Regions from separate parts of the Homo sapiens genome. Here all the other regions are linked to region 1. The links are chromatin contacts, found by Hi-C or POLR2A ChIA-PET in ENCODE. All regions are on one chromosome and are shown on one strand. Each heading gives the region's core, a stretch centred on a gene start or an enhancer-like site at or near the end of the contact. The rest is flanking DNA. Distances are from core to core; before and after follow the strand shown. Region 1 holds the start of PELI1 (pellino E3 ubiquitin protein ligase 1). Region 2 holds the start of LINC01800 (long intergenic non-protein coding RNA 1800). Region 3 holds the start of LINC02576 (long intergenic non-protein coding RNA 2576).

Region 1 (3,580 bases), core at 473-2,972:
CCACACTCCATAGAGTGATCTTTCTAAAATGCCTATCTTATCAAAATTCCATCTGCTTACAATCCTTGTGTGGCTTCCCATTGTTTCCAGGAAAAGGTTCATGTTCCTTAGCATATTGTGCAAGATTCTTCATTACCTAAGCTGTCTCCCTTACCTTTTTCAGTGTCTCCTCTTGCCACTCCCCCAACTCCATTCTACTGCCAGCAATGCAACTATTTGCTGAACCAAAATACGTTTGGGTCTCACACCTTTAGGTATTTGTGCTTGATGCTCTCCCCAACACCACCCCCAATGCTCTCACCCACCTCTCTCTTCCTCCTCCCCTACCAAAATACACAAACATGTTAATTCCTAGTTATCTCAAGTGATCTTTGAAGCATTTCCTGATTTTGCCCACATCTGTGGGTAGCTTTGCATTTTCCTATTGTAGTACTTCTCAAATTAAGTCTATTTACCTGTCTCCTCCTTTGCATAGTAAGCACTCTGAAAATAAGAATGTTTCTTTTACATTTTTGTATCTCTATTTCTGGGGCTCAAAACAGTGCCTAGCACAAGTAGACACTCAACAAGCATTTTTTGAATGAGTGTATAATTATATAGTCTGTAGATATAAGGATTTCTGATCTTGAGACTCTCTGAAAGCCTTGCTCCAAAAGTGTGTCTGATTCCTAAGCATTAATCTTTTTCTTCCAGGGTGTGGGGTTCTAGGTAGGTGGAGAAGGAAAACAAAAGCGCTCAGGACGCGTTGCCTTTAGCTCTCCGGAGAGCCAGTAATGTGTCCTGCCTTTCTCCACCCTCCTCCCTACCACCTTTCCACACCTGGGTGCCCAAGATGGGTGTAGACTTAGCTGACCAGCCCAACAACATACTCATACCTTGGTTCAGACTTCTCTTATTACCAAACTAAAGTTGGCCAATACACATAAACAATTTTCAACTTGTCTTTTGAACGTATACTTTATGAAATTTGTATGTCTTAAAAATTGTAGGCCTTAAAATGAACGAACCCGGATTCTTTTATAGTAATCAAGTAAAATATAGGGGTCTTAATTCTGTACTTTGCCTTTGCTAATCTTAAAGTTAGATGTGACTAACTGAGCAAAGTAATTAATTACGGGACTTTGATAGTGGTGATATTCCTAAGTTTTATAACCTAATTGTTCAATTACTGGAAACAACTACATTTCGACAAGTCTTAGGTAAAGAAAATTGAATTTAGCCGGAGAAGATTCAATTGAGGGAAGTGAGGGACAGAGGTATTTGTGATTTAGGGTTTGTGGAAGATAAATTACGCAGCAGGGAAGACTGAAATATGGAGAGAAAGTCAGACCTCACTGGGTACTTATGACTGGTAAGGCTAGGAGTTGGAGGTGGAGAAAAGTAGGAAGGACCGTCTAAGGGTTGGATCCCCAACAACACCATAATACAAGACCGTCCTTGTTCAGCCAACAGCAGCACTGAACACGTTCGCTAAGTGTGTCGGTGACCATGGTAACGGTGGGAGGGGGCGGTCCAAACCTCGCCCTCGAGCATGCTCAGTGCAGAGCGAGCCTGGTAGGGTGCTGGACAACAATGAATCCCTTTTTTCTTCAACCGGAGAACTACAATTCCCAAGAGCCTTCTCGGTGCGGCGACACCGCCTTCCGCTGTGGCCCTGCCCGGTCCCCTCCCTCAGGCCCCGCCCCCCGGCTAGACCCCTCCCCTCCTTGCGAGTGTATGTCAGTGACCCAGAGGCGGTGTGAGGCGGAGGGACCGTCGGGGGGCGCCGCCGCCGCCTCCACTAGCAGCAGCGGCAGCAGCCCTAGTCCCGCGGTGCGGTCGAATTGGTCCCCAGCCCTCCGGGAGCGCACCACAAAGCAGCCCCAACGCCTCTCCCTGCGTCCGCGGCTCCTCAGCGCTCGGCTCCGTGGTCAACTTCCCCTCGCTGGGCTCGGCTGGCGGGCGCGGAGGGCAGCGGCGGAACGGCGGGCTGTCTGCTCGCGCTCCCCGCGCACAACACTTCACCCTCTCGCCTCGGGTCTCGGGGGCCGCTCTGGGATCCCGGCCACCAGCAATTGTCCGGTAAGTGTGACCGCGGGGCGCCGCGGGATGGATGGCGGCGGGGCCGCCGAGGGGCGCGGGGAGGGCGGGCGCGCAACTTCCTCGGCGGCTTCCCCGGCGGCCAGCAGCCGGCTCTCCCCGCCCGCCTGCGCGCCCCCGCTGCGGCGGGGAGCGGAGTTTGCGGCGCCTGCATCCCGCGCCCTGGCTCGAGGAAGCGCCTTTGTCAGGAACCGGCCCTACGCGGCCTCCCCCTCCGCCCGGGAGCGGGGCGCGCGGCGGCCAACTCCGAGCCCCGCGCCTGGCTGGCCGCGCGCTCCGGCTGCGAGAGGGGAGCTCTGCGGGTGGCGGGGAGGAGAGGGAAATGGGAGAAACAAAAGGGGCGGTGGGTTTCCCTTTTGTTTGTGCGGATCTGATAACTTCTTTTCCTCCCTTACATAACGCAGACTTCAAGTTAGTCATTCTTTTTATTGTTATGATTGTTGTCATCATCTCTGCGCGTCTTTCACATTTCCTTTCATCTTTGGATCTCAGAGCATTTTAAACACGCTAATTAATTTCACCCCCGGGTCCCCTAGGAAACAAGTTAATACGCCCGTTTCCCTAAGTGGGTAAACTGAGGTCGTGAAAAGCTCTCAAATTGATGGATACGCTTGATCTTCTACCGCGCCTCGTGTCTGAGTATATGAAAGCGTTTATGAGGAAGAACCCGTTCTCCAAAGCCCCGTGGAAAAGTTAAAGATGCTCATTTTACTTACAGGTTAACTGAAGTCCAAAAGATGTCTAGGTAATTGTTACGTAGTTCAAACCATAATTCTTCTTACATAGTGTTTGAATCTTAAAACCTCTAAAGACTTAGTGAAAAATGCTCCGAGTAGGGAAATTAATGTAAATCATAAACTCACGTCACCATCTACTTTTATTTTTGTACGTGCAGGTCTGTTAGAGGCAAGAGAGCAAGAAGGGGACAGAGGGCAGAGGTTTTTTAAAAATGTACATTTAACAGATTTTAATCACTACACACAAGGAAATGTGCCTTGGTTTTAACAGCACCAACAATATTCCTGTCGTTTAGTCATCAAACAGTATATCAACAAATGTTATTGAGAACTTTATTCATAAGGTGCTGGTTGTGCTAAAAACTGAAGCTTTATATATAAGAAAAGGTCATCTGTTTCGGTTCACAGGCTCTTTACTTTTTCTTACTCTGCAAAATGTTACTTTGTTTTCATTGCACATGATCTTTTGTTTCAGAAATGGCATTGTCCTTTACTGTGTCGAATATGTATTACTCTTACACTTAAGGATAAATGAATTTATTATTAAGTTTTCATAATAGGGTGAATTTAAAATATTTTAATTGTGGTAAAGGTTCACTTTATTCAGTTCTGTTTCAGTTTACGATGCGTTTTCTTTATAGCCAACAAAATATTTTCTGAGTGATAAGATTTACATGTCTCAAAACATTGTTCTTAGTGTACAAATACAGCATATGAATTCCTTGTTTTTTTTATTTATACCAACAACCTCTTCTGGGGAAAAG
Region 2 (3,431 bases), core at 738-3,237, 720 kb before region 1:
ACCCAGTATGTCTTCTACGGAAAAAAAACTTCAGGGAAAAAAGATGCATGCTTAACGTCAGTGCCAGGGTGGGCAAAAAGGGGTTTTGACACCAGATGCAGGTTTAGTTCCCGAACCCTCCGGGCCTGGGGTGAGCCGCCAGCAGGCCCCCTCCACAGCCGCTCCTCCCGCTGGGGACAGAGGCGCCTGGAAACGCACACGCCCGAACCCGGCCGCCCCGAGAGCCGCGCGTGGAGCCAGCACGCCCGCAGGCGCTCCTCCTGAAAACGGGTTCGGTTTCTGGCCGGGCAGGTTCAGAGCCGGTGCCCAAGGAGGGGAAGGACGACGCGGCACAGAACCTGGCGCGCCCACGGAGGGGGCCTAGCCTGGGCTTCTGGCCTTGCCCGGGCACTGCCGGCACTCCCGGGGAGCAGAGAGGCGGAGGGGGCACTGTCCGTGCGCCGGGGGCAGCCACCGGGCACAGGGCGGGGTGGGGGAGGTGCGGGAGGAGAGGAGAGCCAGAGTCCGGTCTGATGGGGGTCGGGGGGGACGTGGGAAGCAACAAGCCTGACGCCTGCAAATAGAAGTCATCAGGAAAGAGACCTCAAGGCCCATTTGACTGCTGGGAGGTCTCCGGGGTGGGGTCCTGGGGGGAGGAGTGTCTGATTGGCGGCTAGGTTCTGTTTTTCAGACCAGATTAAAAAAAAAAAAAATTCCCCTGTCGCCTGGGGAGATGTCTCAGTCACTTTTCTCCAGCAGGAAGCTGCTTCATGTTGGAGCCTCCTGGGATTGGCAGAGTTAAAAATCCTTTAACCCAGGATGCCTTGGGCCTTTTGTTCAGCCCTGACAATAGAATTGGGTGGAGGGGGCTGGGAAGGCAAGTAGCTGGGTTAGAGATGCATCCGTGGGGTGGGGGTATGGGGAAGCTTGTGTTCAGCCACTGGGTACATGAAAGCAACTGTGTGTGTGTGTGTGTGTGTGTGTGTGTGTGTGTGTGTGTGTGTGTGTGTGTCGGGGGAGGGTATAAGGGAGCCCAGGGACACTGGGGCACCAGCTCGTTAACACGTGTGTATGAATGCCGGCTGTGCGCTTGGCAAATCCTTAATTACACAGGGAGAACTTCCTGAACCGGGAACTCAGTATCGGTCCCTGAAAGGTTGGGTAATGGCTTCTTCTTGCATCTGGAATCCAAGGGGACCAATCTCTCTGGCTCCCCTGGGCTCTCAGATTCTTCTAGATGTCTTTGTCTTCTAAAATTCTGGGATCCCAAGGGAAGACACATAGTTAAGGACACTCAGAAATGCATACCTTTCAACCCTACTAATCATCCTAAAACCTGTGCTTTCAACATATCACGTCCTTGATCTGTAACCCTCAGGGGCACCCACGATCTCCAATGACTGGGAGTGATGGCATTTAAGTCTTTCCACCATGCAGAAGTTTCTTCCCTCATTCCCCATGAATTCTCTCCTGTAGCCAGCCTGGCCCCTCATAACCCCTTGGATATACTGTATCTTGAATTCTCCAGCCTTTCTGCAGTTGCCTTCCTGGGACATTCATTCCCATGTTCACAATCTAGCCAATTGTATCCCTTCTCTATTCAGTTCTAGCATCAGTCAGTCAATCAACAAGCATTTATTGAAAGTCCACTATGTACAAGACATGTTCTAGGCCCTGGTAATACATCAGAGACTGAGACAAATACCTGTTCTTAAGGATTTTATATTTTAATGGGAGAAACAGAGTAGACTCATGGCTCACGCCTATAATCCCAGGACTTTGGGAGGCCAAGGCAAGAGGATCACTTGAGGCCAGGAGCTCAAAACCAGCCTGGGCAGCAAGTGTCTTCTTTTGCCTCTGCAAAAGAAAATTAAAAATAACAAAAAAAGGAAGCTAAACTAGAGTATTGTGGTAGAGGGGTGTGTGTGTGTGCATGTGGGTGCATCCGTGTGTGTGGTAGGTTGATGGGTGCTGTTTTATTTAGCCAGGGAAGGTCTCTTTGAGGAGGTGGCATTCGAGACCTTCTGGGTGGGAAGGAGGCAGCCATGTGGTGATCTGGGGAAGAGTGCTGCAAGCAGAAAGGCAAGTAAAAACAAAAGCCCTGAGGCAGAAATGTGCTCCTTATGCTTAAGAAACACCGTGAAGGCCAACGTGGTTGGAGCAATGTGAGCAAGAAGAATAGAGGGGCCTTGGGAACATAGGTAGCTGAGTCCTCATGGATCAAGGTAAGAAGTGTGGGTTTTATTTTGTTGCAGTGGGAAGCCTTTGGAGGGTTAGAAGGTGGGGAGTGAAGAAAACAGTTAAGATACTATTGCAAAAGTCCTGGCAGGAGGAGATTTTAAAAACCACAGTTGTGGCTATGGAGATGGTGAGATGTGATACTGGTTTCTGGGTCAGTTTTGGAGGTGGGAATAGATAAGGCTTACTGATGATCTGACCCAGGACTAACTGGGTAGTCCTATGTTGGGGGTAGGAGGTGGATCCATAATTGTGTTTGGGCCATGCCAAGACCTATCAGACATCAGGTAAATATGTGTAGACAGCTTTGAGTCTGGAGTTCAGATTTAAATTTGAGAACCAGCATGTAGGTAGTCTTCAAAGCAGTAGGCCAGAATAATTCCACTTAGGGAGAGAGTCAAGAAAGAAGGTAGCAGATGGCTGAGACTGATGCCACTCCAACCTTTAGAGATCTGGTAGGGGAAAACCCAGCAGAGCAGACTGAGGAAGACAGCCCATGACACTGGAGGAAAACCAGAAGATGGTGATTACAAGGAACTCAGCAAAGGAAGTATTTTGAGAAAGAGGATGTATCAGTCTGCTATTGCTAGGTAACAAACAACCACAAAAATCTCAATGGCATAACAGTAAATATTTATTTGATTCACAAAGCTGTGAGTCAGCTGGAGGTTGGCTAGATGAGGCTGATGTTGGCTGGGCAGCTCTAAGCCACCGTTGGGCTGAGCCTGCTCTGCATACATGTCCCTCACTCTTTTTGTACCTGCAGGCCAGCTAGGGCACATTTTTCTCCCATGGTGATAATAGGCACAAAAAAGCAGGTGGAAACATAAAATGCCTCTAAAGACCTAGATTTGGAACTGGCACCATGTCACCTCCTCCTACATTCCATTGGCCAAAAGGGGTCATGCAGCCACGCCCAAAGTCAAGGGGCAAGAAAGTACAGTATAGTCTACATCTAGCGGGAGGGACTGCAGAGTCGGATTGAAGGGGATAGGGATAGAGTGAGGCAGGACAAGAAATAGGACCCATAATTCAGTCTTCCACAGAGAGAGTGGTCAAACGCATTCAGTGCCACTGACAGGCCAGATGAATAGAGGATGGTGAACTGGCCACCAATGTGACCTTAAGATGTCAGTCATTGGCATCCTTGATAAGAGCTATTAAAACAGACAACTAGGGCTAAAAGCCCAGTTGGAGTGGGTGGAAGTGAGAAT
Region 3 (3,499 bases), core at 903-3,402, 890 kb before region 1:
TCACAACAGGCCGGCCCTTTCATGCATGGGATATGGTGGTGGTTTCCTCAGTAATGTAGGACTCTGGCTCTGTTAGAAGCGACTGTTGTCTTAGACAGAAATGGCACAGGAAAGTAGGTTTGTAAGTCAGAGATCACATGATATCAGAAAATGAAAGGAGATTTCATTTTAGCCCCCAGGAGGGACCCACACACAGGACAAACATCCACTCTTTTGTAGCCCATGCCGCTCTGCACAGGAGGGTCACCCCCTAAGCCTCACCCAGAAGCTCCTCCAAACCTCTTGTCACTGTAGTGGAGAGGAGAGGACCTTTCCTCCCGCTTCCAGCTGCCCTTCATCTCACTCCCAGACAGATAAGAGGGCTGAGGACTGGTAGGAGTGAATGACAAGGACAGAGGGCTGAGGGCTGTGGATGCCACCTTCCTGGGCTGTCACCCCTGGCCTGGTGTTGGTATCTGAAAAGGGGGGAGCGGGCTGGCAGTGACAGACAAAGTGGTGAGTGCAGGGGAATAGGCCCAATCTGCGACCCACGGTCCTCCCTCTCCTCCCCTCTACACCTGTCCTCCTGCTTCTCTTTCTCTGTAGAGTGAAACCCAATTCCAAACGTTAACAGAGTCTGGAAAAGGCATCCAAGTAAAAAAGTGCAAAAGTTGAAAATAGCCTTCCACGTTATAAGGGAGGTTCCACTCCCAGAAAGATAATGACGACTATAAAATTCCAAATGGCACTCTGCCCACTAGCCACATTCTTCAATAACACGGTCTTAGCAGTTTCACGTGTTATTTACAGGTGAAGAGGCAGTAGATCTTTTTTCCCACTGAGGTCTCATTGAGGATATAGATAGGCTGCTTCGGATACTACTGGTAATTTTAATTGTTTCAGTTTCATAAAATGTATGAGACTACACTTCTTATCACAAATATCGTTACTTCACTTCTTTCACTTAGAGAGAGAGGAAGAGGGGTGGAATAAAAGAACAAAGGCAGTGCAATAAAATACTCAAAATAGCTGTAAGACAAATATTGCTCAACAAAGTTGGTGGCAGCACAGAAACAGACCCACTGGCTGGTAGGCAGCAGCACTATGAGAGGGTTTGATGTATTCGCTCATTCACAAAGCCTGCCTTTGTCATGTAATAGGCACTTAGGGGAATCCAGAGCTTGTCTGGAATAGGGGGATGCGTCCTGCAAACAGAAGCAGTTCCAGACCCTGCAGGTTGGCTAGCCAAAGCCCAGCTAACTCCCATCAGGTGTACCTTCCTGAGCTGCACAGACGGAAAACCACAAACTGCTTTTTCAGACTTCCTTGCAGGTCTGCCAAGCAGAGCACCTGTGTGAAACTCAGAAGCTGCAGCTGGGAAGGTGGGCATGGGCCGTATGGGGTAGAGCTTGCTGGGAGATCTGATTGGGGTAGCTCTGAGGGAGGCTCCACTGCCCGGTTCCTAATGTCACAGGTGTGGGCAAGCACCTGCTGCGGAAACTCAGCACTCTTAACTACATTGTTCCTGGCTATTAGCCACCCACCTGTTTCCCTATCCGTCCCAGAAATTCTGTACATTCTTTAATTCTTCCCTGTAATCAGTGCTTTTCTGCTTTGTTGTCTGTACTTGGAACACTTACCAAGAAATTAACCAAATCAGAGATACTCAGCATGGGCTTGAGGAAGATGTGTTTTGACATCATTTTCTCCAAATCTCTCGAAGTTTGTGACAAGTCTTTTTCTGCTACACTTTCTTCTAGTTCCTGTTCACAGTTTTGACCTCTTCCTCCATTTTCTCTGATGTTTAGCTGATTTTTACCGTCTGTTCCATCATCCAGTTCTCCAAGGTGTTCATTTTGACATCCAGCCTGACACTTCCTTCGCACTTTTGTGGCACCTCTAGCACTGCCACTTGCTTGGTTTTTGACAGCTGGTACCATCAACAAACAAATGCCTTGGGGAAGAAAACATGTCAATTCGCATGGCTTGAAATGCAGGAACAAAACAGAAGTGCACACCGACCCGGAGCTTACAGTACAGCGTGCCATGAGAGCTTGCATTGGCCAAAAGCATGCAAGAATACTCACTGTAGCTGATGCATGTTGTAAAAGTCTGCATGAACTCTGTTCTTCAGTGCTGCAATTTCTGATGTGAACAGCACCATCAGCTTTACACAGAACAATACTCAGTGTGGCATATGTACTTTTATTATGCAAAAGAGCGGATGGCAGGACGTTTGAATATAGGGAAGTTGAAAGTCACCTGGAAATGCTTCATGCAAATAGCACTAACTAGGAAGAGAAGGCACCTGTGCTAAGAAAGGGATGTGAAGCGGCCAGTCCAGGATTTGCAGCCTTGTTTGTGTGTTACTATAGAATCGCCTGGGCTCTTTTAAAAAATATTTATTTATTTATTTATTTATTTATTTATTTAGAGACGGAGTCTCTCTCTTGCCCAGGCTGGAGCGCAGTGGCGCAATCTCAGCTCACTGCAACCTCTGCCTCCAGGGTTCAAGCGATTCTCCTGCCTCAGCCTCCTGAGTAGCTGGGATTACAGGCGAGTGCCACCATGCCTGGCTAATTTTTTTTTTATCTTTAGTAGAGGTGGGGCTTCACTATGTTGGCCAGGCTGGTCTTGAACTCCTGACCTCAGGTGATCCGCCTGCCTCAGCCTCTCAAAGTGCTGGGATTACAGGTGTGAGCCACTGCACACGGCCTGGGCTCTTTTTAAAAATGCCAATATATGGCAAAAAACAAAACAAAAATAAAGAGGAAAGTGGGGAGAAGGCCAGGGAAGTTTGGAGGACCCCAGGATTCCACTCACCTTACTGACCCTAGTGGTGTATTGGCTTTTTTAAGACAAGGTCTCACTGTTTCCTAGGCTGAAGTGCAGCAGCATGAACATGGGTCACTGCAGCCTTAACCTCCTGGGTTCAAATGATCATCCCACCTCAGCCTCCCGAGTAGCTGAGACCACAGGCACGTGCTACCACACCTGGCTAATTTTTAAAATTTTTTTGTAGAGATAGAGTCTCACTATGTTACCCAGGCTAGTCTCGAACGCCTGGGCTCAAGTGATTCTACTGCCTTGGCCTCCCAAAGTGCTGGGATTACAGGAGCGAGCCACCATACCAGGCCACTTTCCCCTTTATAAAAATTTAAAAAGAAAAGAAAATCCCAGTATTCAGGCACAAACCCAAACCAGTTTAATCAGAATCTTTGTGGGTGGAGTGCTGGTGGGTTGGTTTTTTGTTTTTTTTTTTTAGCGTGGATGAATCTAATGAGCCTTCAACATTGAGAACCAGTGGATAGGGCTTCTACTCTGCCCTATTTATCCTTGTGAATGTGGCTTTTCTTCCTCTTTCCACAGGCATTGTCTGAGGCTTTCAAATAAGTAACCTCGTGGGTTTTTGTAGTAAGTAGCATTTGTGGCTGGAGGCCAGCTTCCCATTCAAAGACTGTCTCTTCTTAAAGAATTCTTGATTCTTGGCCAGGCTTGGTGGCTCACACCTGTAATCCCA

What was found. A loop is a pair of places that touch in the nucleus more often than their neighbours do. ChIA-PET counts read pairs that join two places held with the same protein, here RNA polymerase II (POLR2A). Pooled maps may share reads with other maps.
Region 2: a loop to region 1 is called in a map of IMR-90, with 5 times the contacts of the local background. The contact joins the promoter of LINC01800 here to the promoter of PELI1 in region 1. A Hi-C loop is called at or near these places in 2 of 168 maps with a recorded cell type or tissue (IMR-90 and PC-9), 1 of 37 single-sample maps with no recorded cell type and 10 of 50 pooled maps. POLR2A ChIA-PET finds 5 or more read pairs at or near these places in 1 of 52 experiments (MCF 10A).
Region 3: a pooled map shows a loop between it and region 1 (1.8-fold over the local background). The contact joins the promoter of LINC02576 here to the promoter of PELI1 in region 1. A Hi-C loop is called at or near these places in 2 of 50 pooled maps. POLR2A ChIA-PET finds 5 or more read pairs at or near these places in 2 of 52 experiments (A673 and CD4-positive, alpha-beta T cell).

The regions. Positions count from the first base shown.
Region 1 is chr2:64,142,562-64,146,141 of GRCh38, reverse strand. PELI1 (pellino E3 ubiquitin protein ligase 1) reads left to right here and starts at 1,722. Exons shown (of 7, transcript NM_020651.4): 1 at 1,722-2,061. RefSeq lists silencers at 1,495-1,554, 1,645-1,834, 1,915-1,984, 2,125-2,194, 2,205-2,274.
Region 2 is chr2:64,862,187-64,865,617 of GRCh38, reverse strand. It overlaps LINC01800 (long intergenic non-protein coding RNA 1800), which reads left to right and starts at 1,987. Exons shown (of 5, transcript NR_110224.1): 1 at 1,987-2,204.
Region 3 is chr2:65,029,380-65,032,878 of GRCh38, reverse strand. It overlaps LINC02576 (long intergenic non-protein coding RNA 2576), which reads right to left and starts at 2,152. Exons shown (of 3, transcript NR_183398.1): 1 at 2,067-2,152; 2 at 1,620-1,933. RefSeq lists an enhancer at 939-1,802.